Linked DNA regions of Homo sapiens: region 1 is linked to region 2. Evidence: chromatin loops called from intact Hi-C (ENCODE). Cell type or tissue: MCF 10A. All regions are shown on one strand.

Region 1 (8,000 bases), 130 kb before region 2:
ATGTTGAGTCAGGGTGCAGGGTACACCCCAGCTCTATCGGCAGGACAGGTACCTGAGCAGGGGACTTTTAAAATCTTCTGTTGAGAGCTACTAACCCATCAGAAGAAAATCAGTCAAGAACTAAATGACAGTGAAACTTGACACAAAAATTTCCATATCGGATTTTTAAAAAAATGATTGTTGATCTCAACAAACAGCCCACTCCTACTTTTTGAGAAGCATTAACCAGCACAAGTTTGTACTTAGTAAACTAGATGTAAGTTGTTTTCAATACAATTGACATATCTGGCTGGGGGGTGGGGTGGAGAAAGGAAGGGGAAGCACCTGGATGTTGATACAGTACTAGGCATAGAAGGAACCAGAGTGGGAGATTAACACTTGCATAGAAAGAAGAAAACATTAGGAGAAGTGGTGGGGAGAAATGGAGTGAGGAAAAGAGATAAAAGTTGAGAGGTGTGGTAGTTTCTACACTGCAAGGGTTCCAAGGGGTATCACTGCAGGCTGGCCTTCCCATCCTTGATAGAGACACATAAAAACCAGCTCAAGCATGCAGAGAAAACAGGTAACTTCTTCAATGAGCAGATTTGTATAATTATTACTTACCGTTTAGTGTAAAAATATTAAAATCTCACTGCAGGTTTCTCAGTACAGAATTAAAATACTTACACTAGAATTACTCAGGGTGACTGTTTAAAACAATGTAAATTGTGAGCTAGTTCCATCACAGACCTACTGAATCAGATCTTCTGGTGGGAGTAAGATAATGTGAATTTTTAATACGCTCCGCAGTGATTCACATACACAGTAAACTTTGACAAGACTGTACAGAATGGGAGTCTCTGAGAGCAGGGAGTATGTCCTATTTGTCTCAGCACTCATAGAATCTAGCACGGGGATTGGGAGAGTGAGAGCTCAATAAAAGTTTATTGAACTAAACTGAATACACCTAATATACCTAAGAGTCTTTAAAGCAAAAGTCACTCAATTCCACTACCCTGTAATCCATTTTTTCCATATTCTAGTCTATGTACACAGGTTTTACACTGTTGTAATTGCAAACTCACCATTTTAGATTGTATTTTTCAATATATTTTCTCTTACAATTTTTAATGGCTGTAAAACATTCCACCCAACATGAATAAGTATCTCTGTTCATATAGATTTTGAGTTTTGAAAAGGTTTTCCTTAGGGGACCTTACATTTGTGCAGTGCTTGTCAGTTTATGAAACCCTTTCACACAATCTTCATTGCTTTCACAACACTCTGTAAGATAAGCATTATCCTCATTTTGCAGCTGGGTATACAGACTCAAAGATTAATTAACTTGCTCAAGCTTCTACACCTAGTAAGTGGAATGTCAGATTAAACCAGGATCTTCTCACTATGCATTTAATGCCCTTTCCAAGGCACCAAATAATTGGACCCAACAGTTTCCTGATGCAAAAACCTGTAATTTAAAATGTGGCAGATGGAAATTACATTTAAAGAGAACATTGGTCAGCTATATCCTAACTATATAGGAATCAGCTCCTGCCTCTTGGGGTATGGCAAAGAAAATGCATATATTAGTTGACAACTTCTGTGTAAGAACTTACTGTTCTTCAGCAATGCCTCATAACGCTGTCTGTATACGATCCAAGCCCATTTCTGCAATCCTCACATGAAGGGAGTTGGGACTGTCCCTGAACACTCTGACACTGTAATTAAAGTTCTTCGGCAACCACCACAGGCTGTAAGGCAGATAGGAAGGAGGCAGTGGAGACTTGAAAGCTCTTCTAAGATTGGTATCACAGGAAACTTGGGTAGCAGCTGAGTGAACAGGAGAGGGAAGCTTTTATGTACCAATAGAAATGCCCATTATAAGGACACACGACCTGATGAATAACAGAGGGGTGCAGCACTTCAGGGAAGGACAGACAGTCCACCTGAGCAGTTAGAGGTTCTATACTGGAAAACAGGAGGAGTTGTGTTTCTATTTTATTCCATTTGCATGATACAGAGAGACAGGTTTCCTTATTCTCAGGTAGAAGTTTCTAACAACCAGAGCTCTCTGAGGAGAGAAAAACTTCTTGGCTGGGTGTGGTGGCTCAAACTTGTAATCCCAGCACTTTGGGAGGCTGAGGGAAGCGGACTACTTGAGCCCATGAGTTTAAGACCAGCCTGGGCAACAAAGTGAGACCCTGTCTCTATAAAAAATTAGCTAGATGTGGTGGCACATACCTGTGATCCCAGCTACATGGGAGGCTGAGGATTGCTTGGGCCCAGGAGGTCGAGGCTGCATTGAGCCATGTACACATCACTGCACTTAAGCCTGAGCGACAAAGCAAGACCGTTTCCAAAAAATAAGGCTAGGCACAGTGGCTCATGCCTGTAATCCCTGCCCTTTCAGAGGCCAAAGTGGGAGGACTGCTTGAGCCCAGGAGTTCAAGACCAGCCTGGGCAACATGGCAAAACCCTGTCTCTACAAAAAATACAAAAATTAGCTGGGTGTGGTGGCTTGTGCCTGTGGTCCCAGCTACGTGGGAGGCTGAGGCAGAAGGATCACTTGAGCCTGGGAGGCTGAGGCTGCAGTGAGCTGTGATCACGTCACTGCACTCTAGCCTGAGTGAGAGAGTAAGACCCTGTCTCTAAATAAATAAATAAATAAATAAATAAATAAAAGATCTCTATTAAGATAGTGAGTTCCTATTCAGTGAAGCTACAATAGGTAAATTACTAGGAATCAGGAGAAATACAGAGGGGAGTAGTTCATATATCATAAACGGGAAGAATTATCTTCTTTCCAAGATTTTTCAAAACTAGGTTCCTAGGAAAATGGCAAACCAGCAATTCTTATTGAGCTAGTGTGTAGAGAAAGTTATGAATCAAAGAATCACAGTTGTAGATGGCTCAGGTTCGGCAAAATACAGTTCCAGCTGTGTACATGGGCACCTGTTGCAGAAAAAAAACCTTTGTTACACAGGCTCACCATGTATCTATTTTCAGATTATTACCTTGAAAAATCAAAGGTCTGTGACTTCGAGGAAGATATTAATAATTCCTATCAAAGTTTCTTTCATGTATCTTTCTATCCACAATTCAAAGATGATCCTAAAAGGAAGGTGGCAAATGTGAGTATAAACTGATAACAAATTGAGGCACAATGAGCTTAAGTACATTGCTGGGTCTAGGATCCTTTACCCCATTTTTAGTGTTTCTCTTTACTCCAATGTATTTGAGATCAAACATCATCTTCCTTCACATTCTCCTGTCCCTTCACCCTGGGTAGAACAAGGTCAAGGTGAGTATTTTGCGACACATTCAGTAAACTCTGGGGCTTAAGATGCAAGATTCTTTGGTTATTAGGTTTTATGTTTTTTGGTTTCTCTGGAAGCTGAGGGCAGTGAATTTTATTTGCAGTCTTTCTCTCAGTATTAGGAACTTTCGATTTTTTTTTTTTTTTTTTTTGAGACAGAGTCTCGCTCTTTTGCCTAGGCTGGAGTGCAGTGGTGTGATCTCGGCTGACTGCAAGTTCCGCCTCCCGGGTTCATGCCATTCTCCTGCCTCAGCCTCCTGAGTAAGCTGGGACTACAGGCGCCTGCCACCACACCCGGCTAATTTTTTTTTTTTTTTTTTTTTTTTTTTTTTTGTAGAGACAGGGTTTCACCGTGTTAGCCAGGATGGTCTCAATCTCCTGACCTTGTGATCTGCCGGCCTTGGCCTCCCAAAAGGAACTTTGAATTTTTATAACAAATAAACCAAATAAATTTCATGACCAGTAAGATACAAAGGAACAAAGTCCACAATGTATTGTCTTGATAACTAAGAAAATAAGATACATGAAACATGTTTGTGAACTGTAAAGCAATGCCTAAATAATAGTCATGTTATTAGTAACAATTATGAACAGTAAAGGTATAGCAGAAAATTTTTGAAAAGTCATGAGCTATGTTAATTCAATGACCAGCTGCCTGAATGACAGTTTAAAAACCACCTAAACTCCTGGTGTCTTCTTTATAAAGGTCCCCCAGAAACTATCCAGTGTGCTGATAATGGCTAGAAATTCGCTGGACTCCATTTATGGTAATGCTGGGTCCAAACTGCACAACAGCTAACTGGAGCCTTAGTTGATCACAGGCCAATCTAGGGCTCCTGGCAACAGTAGAATGTCCAAGTTCAGGGAGGGATGCTGACCATGACTTAAAATACTTTCTTACAAAAGCCATACTAAATCATTTCAATACAGTGATTAAGGTTGCTTTGGGCCCTTTTCTTTTTCTTTTTTTTTTTTTTTGAGATGGAGTCTTGCTCTGCTGCCCCCCGCTGGAGTGCAATGGCACCATCTCGGCTCACTGAAACCTCCGCCTCCCAAGTTCCAGCAATTCTCCTGCCTCAGCCTCCCAAGGAGCTGGGATTACAGGAGCCTACCACCACAGCTAGCTAATTTTTGTATTTTTAGTAGAGATGGGTTTCATCATGTTAGTCAGGCTGGTCTCGAACTCCTGACCTCAGGTGATCCGCCTGTCTTGGCCTCCCAAAGTGCTGGGGTTACAGGTATGAGCCACCGTGCCCGGCCCGCTTTCTGCCCTTTTCTTAACGCTTTTACTATCTTTTAATTCTGAAGATTAACTGGGGAGAAATTATAATCAGATGTTACTCTCACCTGTTTTTTTAATTATACATAGATTGCAGACTGAATACAAATATTGATCAGAAGCCAAAACACCCCACACATTACTTATCAATCAACCCAGGCCAATCTGTCTTTCAACTGTACATTTTTGTGTTCTTGCCTCACCACTTAGTAAAATAAACATAAGAATAAATAGCAATCCAATCCAAATAAGCATCTCTCATCTATAATTATCTGAAGCAACGGATTTAAAGATGGGTAGAGTTAATCCACCTCACCAAGTACATCTTCAATGCCTGTTCAGTCATGCTTCAATGTCTACATTCAATTTATAGAGAATATGAATATATAACATTGTAGAGGGAGGCTTCTGGCAGATCCAGTCTGACAAGAACAAAAGGTCAAATAGTTCTTTTGCTATTCTGTGACAGTTGAAGAGTCTCTGGGTTGGAGAGTTATGTCTAGATCTGGAATGGATCACTCACACAATTAAGTTCTTGTCAGACCTAAAAACATGACAGCACAACTTTCCCCAGGCAAAAGGACAGCCAGATGGAAAGCAACTATTTTTCTCAACCTATCTCAAAATTTGAAATAAGAATGAGAATAATGGAAAAAACCTTTCTAAGTTTTAGAATATACTTCTACTTTGGTTGCTGGGGTTCTTATTTTCAGGTGGCATTTGGAAATCTTAGGAAAACATAATCTGATTTCTTTCCTCATTGGAAATGGGTTGCTCAAGTGAAAAACTAACCCTCTTATCACCTTTTAACTCAGAAACTGAGCACTAAAAGCTATTATGGTGTAGACAGTACTCAACTATTGAATCCATACGTTTATTCATTATACACTGACTTATACAACACTGTTTGCAATGTAGAATTTAGATATTCATATCTCAGCTGATGAGTAAACATTTTGAGTTTTTTCCTGCTGATGCTGCCTGCAAGCAACAGTTCAGTTTTGGCATTTTCATCATCTTTGTCTGACTTGAATTTTTGTTTTTGTTCAATTATTGGCAAAATAGAAGTATTGCACCAAAGACAAATTATTAGGCTTGCTATAGGTGGCAAGTATTTGGCTTCAACCAGATATTCATTGTGTGATCAACTATCAAGGAAAAGAATGTATAAAGTTTTGGAAATACATTGGTGAAAACACTATCAAAAAGGCAAGATGCCTTGAGAAGGACCTTTCCTCCTTCCACATATACAGTATATGAACACATTTAAGACTACTGTTCAACTTTCAGCGATGTGACTTCGTTATACATTTTGGAGACTTAATATGTACTAAAATAGGGGACTACATATTGCCTAAAGGTTAGACTCTAAATCAATTATTAGTGACTAAGTTCAGCACAGGTTCACAGAAGATTAAGAGATAAAAGGATCCATAGAGCTTACCTACTTCAAAATGTGATAGTACTATAGATGAAAAAACTGGAGGTCACAAAGATTATTTTACTTGCCTAATGCTCTACAACTACATTTATGGTAATGCTGGGTCCAGAACCTGGGGTTTCTCTAACTCAGCAATCTTTCCATCACTATTATTTTGTTAACCTCTGTCATGTTAACATTACAATGCTATCAGGTCCCTCAAAAATCATGGGAGGCATAATTCCTGATAGCCTTGGAAATTATAGTGCCTCCAGGTTCTGGGTCTATAAATGTCCCTCATTCCACAAAATTAATATGGTATCTAGTAAGACCTGAATGCCAAATCAATACAGGCTGATGCTGCAAATATTTTTAAAATGTTTTCTGCATTTTATCTTCTAGGTCTATGGTTAAATGTCACTTTTTCAGACATGCCTTTTCTAGCAAGCTTATCTATGCTTTCCTGTTCTTCATATAACTTTACAGCACATACTATATTTTGAAATAAGTTATTTAATTATTATATATCTTCTCAAATATATTAATAATTCCATGAAGGCAGGGTCATTTCTGTTTGATCCACAACTGTTTATATAGCACCTACCACATAGTCTCGGCATATAAAAGAAGCTCAGATATTTGTTGAATAAACAAATGAATTTCTCTCTCTAATTATGGTTGAGGCAAGCCTTATGGAAGCCCTAATTATCCCTTTTAGCCTGTCCTAAACTTGATATCTAAGCCCAAGGGATTAAAGTTCCAGGGAAGTAGATTTTCCTGAGATTTTAGCTCAGCAAAAGCTACCAATTAGATTCAGAAATGGAATGAGCAATTTTGTAGGACACTGATTTCTTTGTCAAAAAGAGGCTGGAAAACCAAGTGCCCAGGTAAATGGAATCTCTCTGCATTAGGCAGAAGGTCAACTTTGACAAACTCTCAGGTGTCTTCCAACTCTTAAGGCTCTGGAATTTGTTTCTTTTCAGCTGTTTGATTTTGAATTAGGTTAAAATAAAGTATACATACAAATTTCATTAGGAAATAATCTAGGAGAACCCATCTAATGAGACTTAGAAAACTGATTATTCAGGCATGCATGCCCATTTACAATTACTTGATACATGCGTATTCTACTGAGAATACAATTTGCTATATAGGTCCTTATACATGTAACTCAATGAAGACAAAGACTAAAACAAGAGTTTTAAAAAAGTTTTTGTAGCATTTCAGTTTTAAACATATGCATGTGTGTGTGTGCACACGCACACGCACACACAAACACACATGTAATTATTTTATCAACTCTGAAGAAAATGATGTTGAGCTCCTACACAGTAAGCAGCCTGTCTAAAGTGCTAGAATTGTCAGGTTCTAAACTCCCCAATCAATGCTCTTCTCACTCTCATAGACCACAGTACTTTTTTTTTTTTTTTTTTTTTTTCTGAGATGGAGTCTCCCTCTGTCTCCCAGGCTGGAGGGCAGTGGCCCGTTCTTTGCTTACCGTAACCTCGGCTCCCGGGTTCAAGTGATTCTCCTGCCTCAGCCTCCCAAGTAGCTGGGATTATAGGCGCCTGCCACCACGCCTGGCTAATTTTTGTATTTTTAGTAGAGATGGGGTTTCACCATGTTGTCCAGACTGGTCTGGAACTACTGACCTCAAGTGATCCGCCCGCCTCACCCTCCCAAAGTGCTGGAATTACAGGCGTGAGCCACCATGCCCAGCTGACCACACTACTTTTAACTCTAGAATTACCCATCCTTTAGGCTCAGCCAAACTCCCATCCTCATCTTGGATTGAAAATACCTTTCTTCCAAATTTTACTGGGAAAGGACCAAATGAAATTAAAAAATATATAACTTTTTTTCCATAGGTGTCTATTAAAAAAATCTATTTTATTAGACAAATTATAAACATCAAATATAAACAAATTATAACAACAGTGATTAAAGAGTTGAAATACTTAATGTAATATCTCAACAGCTTTGAAAATTGAAAAGCAACAGTTATT
Region 2 (8,000 bases):
GCACAAATAATTTTAATTCAGGAACACACTTAGACATTAACTAGTCCAACATCTTCATTTCAAAGATAAGGAAGTTAAGGCCCAGACAGATTTAGTGACTTTCCACAAGTTACACAATTAGTCAGTGGCTGAGCCAGGACTAGAACCTAGGTCTTCATGCTCTCTCTTTAGTACTATATTCTCTTCCCATTTCTCTAACATTTTGGTGGTGATTTAACAAACACATACGCACACTATAGGCTAATGCATAATGATGCTGCCCACGTTGCTAGAGGAATACAAAGCGATCAGTATAAACTTATCTTGAAATATGACCTCAATTGTAATGAACCACCAAAAAAGGAGAAAAAGTAGACAAATAGAGACTGAATAAACAAACAGCAAAAAAAGGCAGAAATGATCTTTAGGAGGTCTCTGTCATTAAACTGATGGCACAATGGACTCCACATGGCACAGGCAGTGTACTTCCTTTGCCTGAAGGAATATTCTGAGCAGCAGCAAATCCATCCATTACCGAGGTCCCCAAATGGAGCTCTTCCGAACAAAAGTCTGAGACTATTTCCATTAGTGAACCACAAAAGCTGTTGCTAGTCAGCAACTTCAAGGTTATGCTTCTTTCATTTTGACTATGGATGTAAGCAAAAGGTTACACACAATGTAGATGTTTGCAGGGTGGGACTGCAGGTAACGAAAAGTGAATTTATAATAGAAATGTAGGATAGTACATGCTTAATGCAAAATTTTGGTCTTGGAATCAATACAATAAATTCTTAAATACATATCTCTGCCAAGTTTGGTGGAGTGTAGATTGTCTCTATGCATTACTAGGGACCTCCCGAATATGATCCTTCTCAAATTCAAGTATTCTGGCTATAATACAAAGTATTCAGTCAACAACTTGCCTTATGATGTGGACTGATTAAATATTCAAGCTCTAAATTAGCAGTCTCAGAAAGTATTAAAATGTACACTTAATCTGACAGCAACATGCCCAGAGGTGCTGCACAGAGCACATTATAGAAAACCAATAAAATCTGATCAATAACATTACTGCATAAAATTTTTATCTCCTAGGAGCCAAGAATCATGGACATGAAACATTTCTTCCACATGAACGTAGGCAACTATGAACATGAGTGCAGTAAACAAAGAAAGGAAGTGAAAAATCCAAAGGAAACGAGGGTGGGGAAGGGGAGGTGGAGAGGGAGGAGAAAATTTAACGGCTAAACATGATTGCCCAAGTTAGAACTGGTCAAATGCCACAAGAAACAGCACTGTAAATCTTAGGAAAATAACTGAGATTTTTTTTTAAATCACACACCTAGTGGGAATTATTTTTAATACTTAACTAATGCTAAACATTACAAAAGGGCCCAGCAGCTTTCGCTGCTTTAAAACTGCTAGCAAGGCTTATCAAAGTTCCTAACGTTACCAAATGCTAATAAAGGAGAGAGTACAAAGGAAGAATAATACAGCCGTGCAAACAAAGTCCAAAAAAGTGAAAGCGGGTGGGGGAGTAAAAAGAATAAAAGGAAAGTAAATAGCAAGGAGTGGTTAAGTATTGTCAGTATGTGCCTCAAATAGGTTTCCAGTGTCACTTATTTATACTGTCCCGCAGCAAAGGGGCTCCTAAGTAGAAACATGAAGGCCAGAAAAGAGGCCAAAAATAAAAGCAACCACTTTCACCCAATTTTTCAGATTCCACCCATCACCTCCAAGTATTTAAATATTTTAATACACATTCTAAAACCAGATATTTTATAAGGCTCTGAGTATCCCAAAATTATAAAGTTCATACATTACGGCCCATACACATCAGTAAGAGAAGACTAATAGATTATCTTTTTCTTTCACGTGAAACTGAAATAACTATTATTTAATCAGAATCAACAAAAAAGGAAACGTGAAAGGAATTGCTAGCCACAGGCAGGCCATAGACAACATAAAGTGACAGCAAGAACAGATTTTAAAATTCCATAAAGAGGCCAGGAGCAGTGTCTCACGCCTGTAATCCCAGCACTTTGGGAGGCTGAGGCGGGTGAATCACCTGAGGTCAGGAGTTTGAGACTAGCCTGACCAACATGGTAAAACCCAGTTTCTACTAAAAAATACAAAAATTAGCCCGGTGTGGTAGTGCACACCTGTAGTCCCAGATACTCAGGAGGCTGAGGCAGAGGTTGCAGTGAGCCGAGATCACGCCACTGTGCTCTAGCCTGGGTGACACGGCGAGACTCTGTCAAAAAACAAAAAACAAAAAACAAAAAACAAAAAACATAAACAGCAGTCACAGGAACTCAAAGGCATAGCAATTTGGAGACATTCTACACAAAGGTAAAGAATACTCCACATAGGCTGGGGCACAGTGGCTCATATCTGGACCCTAGCACTTTGGTTGGTCCAGGCAGGATTGCTTGGGCCTAGGAGTTCAAGACCAGCTTAGGCAACACAGTGAGATCCCATCTCTACAAAAAATACATTAAAAAAAACGAGCCAGGCACAGTGGTGCATGCCTATAGTCCCAGCTACTTGGGAGGCTGAGGTAGGAGGATCAATTGGGCCTGGGGGATTAAGGTGGCAGTAAGCCATGACTGCACCACTGCACTCCAGCCCGGACAACAGTATGAGACTTCATCTCAAAACAACAACAACAAAAATACTTCACATAGTCAGTGGCAGGCTTTGAAAACGCTGCCATACAGAGAAGAACAATCCCTGATACTCACAGGAAGAACCTCGACTCACTGAGAAAGAAAGAGCAGAATCTTTTCTACTGGCTCACTGAGGAAGAGGGGAAAGTAAGTAATTCATTTTAGGAACACTTCCACTGGAATTTAGAAAAAATTGGTGCCTAAAGAGAAAATTCCTCAGTTATTTCAGAAACTTGGCTTTACTGAATGACTCATTCCTTGAGGATTCTAAATAGCCAAGTTTTAGTACATAACAAGTATGTCAGTTTTATGAGCAAACAAGGTTATACAAAAAATATTTTTCATACTCAAACCAAGAAATAACCTTAGATCCTTAAAGTGTCTTAAAAGTACTGTTCAAGTTTCCATTTTTCCCCCACATTTCTATATTTTAATTAACAAAACTGAAACTTACGAAAATTTTTTATTTGGAGGCTTAACATCTTTTAGCAAACCCAAAGTAACAGATCAAAGAAACACTACAAAATACTAGGTAACATATAACTATTACTTAATATGCCTTATAGTACTACAGAAAGGGTTCTTTAAACAACTAATCCTAAGTATCACACATAAAGGTAGATAACTATCACACATAAAGGTAGGTAACAGAATTATATTCTCCAGGTCTTTACAAATACTAAGTGAATTTATTACTACTCAAAAAGTGTCTATTTTTGTAACTACTCTATCACGAATGGTGCTAAAATTCAAGTTATTTCCAACCACTTGAATTTTTTTTTTTTTTTTTTTTTGAGACAGAGTCTTACTCTGTCGCCAGGTTGGAGTGCAGTGGCGCAATCTCGGTTCACTGCAACCTCCGCCTCCCGGATTCAAGTGATTCTCCTGCCTCAACCTCCCAAGTAGCTGGGACTACAGGCACGCAACACCACGCCCAGCTAATTTTTGTATTTTTAGTAGACACGGGGTATCACCATGTTGGCCAGGATGGTCTCGATCTCTTGACCTCGTGATCTGCCTGCCTCGGCCTCCCAAAGTGCTGAGATTTCAGGAGTGAGCCACAGCGCCCGGCCATGAATGTTTTTCAAATTTCATTTTAGTAATTTTTGGCCAGGGTTGGTGGCTCACGCCCGCAATCCCAGCACTTTGGGAGGCTGAGGTGGTTGGATCACCTGAGGTCAGGAGTTAGACCAGCCTGGCCAACATAGTGAAACCCCGTCTCTACTAAAAATACAAAAATTAGCTGGGTGTGGTGGCACGCACCTGTAGTCCTAGCTACCTGGGAGGTTGTGGGAGGAGAATCCCTTGAACCCAGGAGGCGGAGGTTGCAGTGAGCCAAGATCATGCCACTGCACTCCAGCCTGGGCAACAGAGTGAACTCTGTATCAAAAAAAAAAAAAAAAAAAAAAATATATATATATATATATGTATACACACACACAGTATTATTATTATTATTATTATTATTATTATTATTGAGATGGAATCTCGCTCTGTTGCCCAGGCTGGAGTGCAGTGGCGCAGTCTCTACTCACTGCAACCTCCGCCTCCCGGGTTCAAGCAATTCTACCTCAGCCTCCCGAGTAGCTGGAACTACAGGCACACGCCACCATACCCAGCTAATTTTTTTGTATTTTAGTAAAGACAGGGTTTCACCGTGTTGCCAGGGCTGGTCTTGAACTCCTGAACTCAGGCAATCCGCCTGCCTTGGCCTCCCAAAGTGCTAGGATTACAGGTGTGAGCCACTGTGCCCAGTAATAATAATATTTTTAAGACAGGATCTCACTCTCCTGCCCAGGCTGGAGTTCAGTGGCACAAACACGGATCACTGCAGCCTCCACCTCCTGGGCTCAAGTGATCCTCCTGCCTCAGCTTCCTGAGTAGGTGGGACTATAGGCACATGCCACCATGCCTGGCTAATTATTTTTACTAGAGACCAAGTCTCACTATGTTGCCTAGGCTGGTCTCCAACTCCTGGGCTCAAAAGATCCTCCTGCCTCAGCCTCCCCAAGTGCTGGGATTACAGATGTGAACCACTGCACCCTGACTACTTTATTTTTTTATTTCAATTTTTTTTTAGCTTGTCTTACTTTTTAATTGTTTACATATCTCTAAAAGTTTCAAGTAATCAATGTATAGTGTAGTCTACTTGTCAATACCACCACCTAGTGGCCAAAAGCCTACAAAACCTTCAGAACTAATAATTTATCAGCTGTTGAAGCCATGTGGTTAAAAAACAAAAAGGTATTTTTACAATTGTGTGGTTCAAGCAGTACTGAAAATCCACATGGAAGCTGCATAGCAAAGTTTCTGACAGCATGTGTAACTGGACCCCTACAAACTATAATGGGATAACATTATATAATTTGATTTATTTTCCTTTGTCTTATCAAAAGCATATGCCTTAAAGCCATGATGTTCTTTAGCTCTTTGACCAAAAGTGAATCTGAAGGAGCTTTTTCAAGGGGCAAGAACCTTCTTGGTGAGACTGGGGCTGTGTGAATTTGGATACAGCCCAAGGGAAGTCTATAACCACTATTACACAACCTCTGCAAATTAGGTGGATCTGGAGAAGTACCACAGGAAGCCTCACAAAACCACGTGGAATAACAATAAACTTTATCTGCTGGATCACTCCTTGTCTTTGGGGCCCTCCCATCCACAGGGAGAGAAGGTCCCTTCACCTTAGCAACTTGTCAACCACATTAAACTGTGGCTTTCCCAGGTAGAGGGAAATGGTTGAGAAGCAAAGCTAAATGAGACAAAATGTCCTTAGTCATTAGATAGACCTACTTGATCAACACCAGTAACTCTTTAAAATTAGTGCTTACTTTACACAAAATATAGATCTATGACCAAGATGGAGAAACAGGAAACCAAAAACACTGTAAAACAACAACAAAAACAGTAACAATAAAAAGCAAACCTCATGAAACAATAGTTTTCAAGACAACAACAAAAGCCATCTCTCTCTGAGATGGGAAACAAACATGGTAAACCCCTACCAGTAGACCAGCTTACTACCTTGAGATCTTTCAGGCCACAGCACAGGGAAGGGGAAAAAGTAAGGTAGAGCCCAGCAGACTCCCTGAGTTGAAGAGACACAACTCAGAGTCTGGAGAGACCCAAGTGGCTAGAGTTCATACGCTAGAATATCAGAGAGAGAGCTGCAGAGGGCCACCTTGCAGTATTAGGTAGATCAGTGCATTTGTGTGAGGAAACTATCCAATGCTAGGGAAAGAACCATCTAAAAAGATTAGAGAAAACAGTGCCCAGTGCTCACATGCTGGCTGGAAACAATACCTGTTCCACAAACTAGAAAAACTCATCATTCTCAAGGCTGTAGGTCGGGACCTGAGGAAGGCTTTGCCTCAGTGAGGAATAAATAGTACTAGACTGAGCACTGCTACAGACCTGCTTAACAAATCACATAAGCAAGACCTCAAAGGATCAAAGCGATATCAATAGCTGTGTGCAAACCCACAACACCCAACAAGGTAAAATTCACAATGTCTGGCACCCAAAGCTAGGTCATGTAGAGTCAAGAAACCATAACCCATAATGAAGAGACCAATCAAAACTAACCCATAACTAACAGACATGTTAACATCAGGAGAAAAAGACACAACTGTTTTTAAACAGTTATTAAAACTGTTTAAAGGGTCAAGAGGGAACTTTTAGGATCTTACCTTAAAGAAAGAATGAATAGCAGCTGTCGCTTCACTGCGAATCCTCAATATAGAACCCAGAACGTTAGTCCTACACCTAAAGTGAGGATATTGTCGCAGATACTCCAGAGGATGCCTCTCTTTATATTTGATGGGGAAATCCTGCCAATAAATGAAAAGAACAAATTAGAAGTCAAAAGAGATACTGTTTAATAAAATCAGTTTCCAGGGTATTTCTTAAATAGCGCTTTGGAACCAAACTAAGATCCTTTCCTTCTTTATTTCTTAATATAACTGATTTTAATCCACATTATTTCCACCAGGTAAGTGGAATGGTAGGACGGAATCAGAGACATGTAGGTTTGAATCTAGCTCAACTACTTATTAGCCAAGTAACTGAGCTAATATCACTGAAGCTCATCTGTTATTTATCAAGTTTGTATCCATTAGCTGTGAACCACTTCCTACAAATAGGTTAGGATTAATTATGCAAAATATCCACTGTTTGGCACACAGGAGTTCAAAATATTGTAGATATTAAAGATGTACACACAAGGCTGGTGTTCAATTTTAAAATTACCTATATGTCTTGAAAGCCCATATCATTCATAATCAATTGGTGCAATTCATTACTATTATCAACGTGCTACTTCCATCTAGCAGAGTAGTAAAGATTTACAAAAAATTTGAAAGAAAATTATGGCTCCACATTGAAATATGTCTACACTGCTCACATTCATGTTACAAGATTAAGACAGACACATCCTTTCAGACAAAAATCAAAGTTTTAATTAAAAAGATAACAGAGAAGCTAAAAAAGAGCTACACTGGCAGCCTGTTTCTTTCAGTCTCATCCATTCTAAGTCTTGTACAAATACAAACTTTTATGTCGTATAGAAACAAGCACTATACTTACTAAAAGTGAAAATGTGACCATATCATAATTCTAGGGGTCAGAATTCCCTAATGTTGGAATACTTCAAAATGATACTGAATCAGAGGGCTTCAGGGAAGATGAAGCCATCAACACCAACAGAAGCCAAGGAAGAACAATTTAAGAATATAGTAGTCCCCCACTTACCCACAGGGGATATGTTCCAAGACCCCCAGTGGACGCCTAAAACCACGGACAGTATCAAACCATATAAACATTATGTTTTTTCTTCCACAACAATGGCCAGGTAGTGTATAAAGTACAGATAAGCAGGACAAAAGGATGATTCACATTCTAGGCAGGATGGAGCAGGACGGCTCAAGATTCCATGACACAATGAGAATGGCATGCAATTTAAAATTTAAGAATTATTTCTAGAATTTTCCATGTAGTATTTTGAGACCATAGTTCACCGTGGGCAACAAACCGTGAAAAGCAAAACCACAGACAAGGTTGAACTACTACAGTGAAACACACGGCAAATTTTTAGTAATCACAGATCCCTCTAAAAAAAACAAAAAGAAAAATGGTTACCGTCTATATTACGCTCTTGATTTCCAAATTATTCTACACTCTATTTCTCAGAAATCTTAGAACCTGATTTCTGATTTTACATCAATTAGAATTTCTTGGAAATTAAGGATGACATTTTAATAAAAATTGCATTTTCTTCTTTTATTTCCTTACATTTCTTCCTATTATACTGAAAGAATACACAATGAATTAAAATGATGCAATTTTCCTATATTT

Evidence for each region. Hi-C counts contacts between places; a loop is a spot of excess contacts. Peaks named below come from ENCODE experiments on the same cell type or tissue, not always from the same donor. Only the 100,000 strongest peaks of a DNase experiment are listed, where the experiment ranks them.
Region 1: it touches region 2 in a loop (5-fold over the local background); 21 of 110 quality-filtered maps call a loop at or near these places.

What each region holds. Positions count from the first base shown.
Region 1 is chr11:78,428,105-78,436,104 of GRCh38, forward strand. NARS2 (asparaginyl-tRNA synthetase 2, mitochondrial) reads right to left here. Exons shown (of 14, transcript NM_024678.6): 14 at 7,864-8,000. LINC02728 (long intergenic non-protein coding RNA 2728) reads right to left here and starts at 1,732. Exons shown (of 4, transcript NR_120564.1): 1 at 1,596-1,732. In MCF 10A, a CTCF peak has its summit at 4,313 (motif pointing left); no DNase peak of the experiment used is centred here.
Region 2 is chr11:78,559,795-78,567,794 of GRCh38, forward strand. NARS2 (asparaginyl-tRNA synthetase 2, mitochondrial) reads right to left here. Exons shown (of 14, transcript NM_024678.6): 4 at 6,338-6,478. Among named protein-coding and RNA genes, the nearest start is that of NARS2, 11 kb to the right of the region's middle. In MCF 10A, a CTCF peak has its summit at 4,805 (motif pointing left); a DNase peak (open chromatin) is centred at 4,817.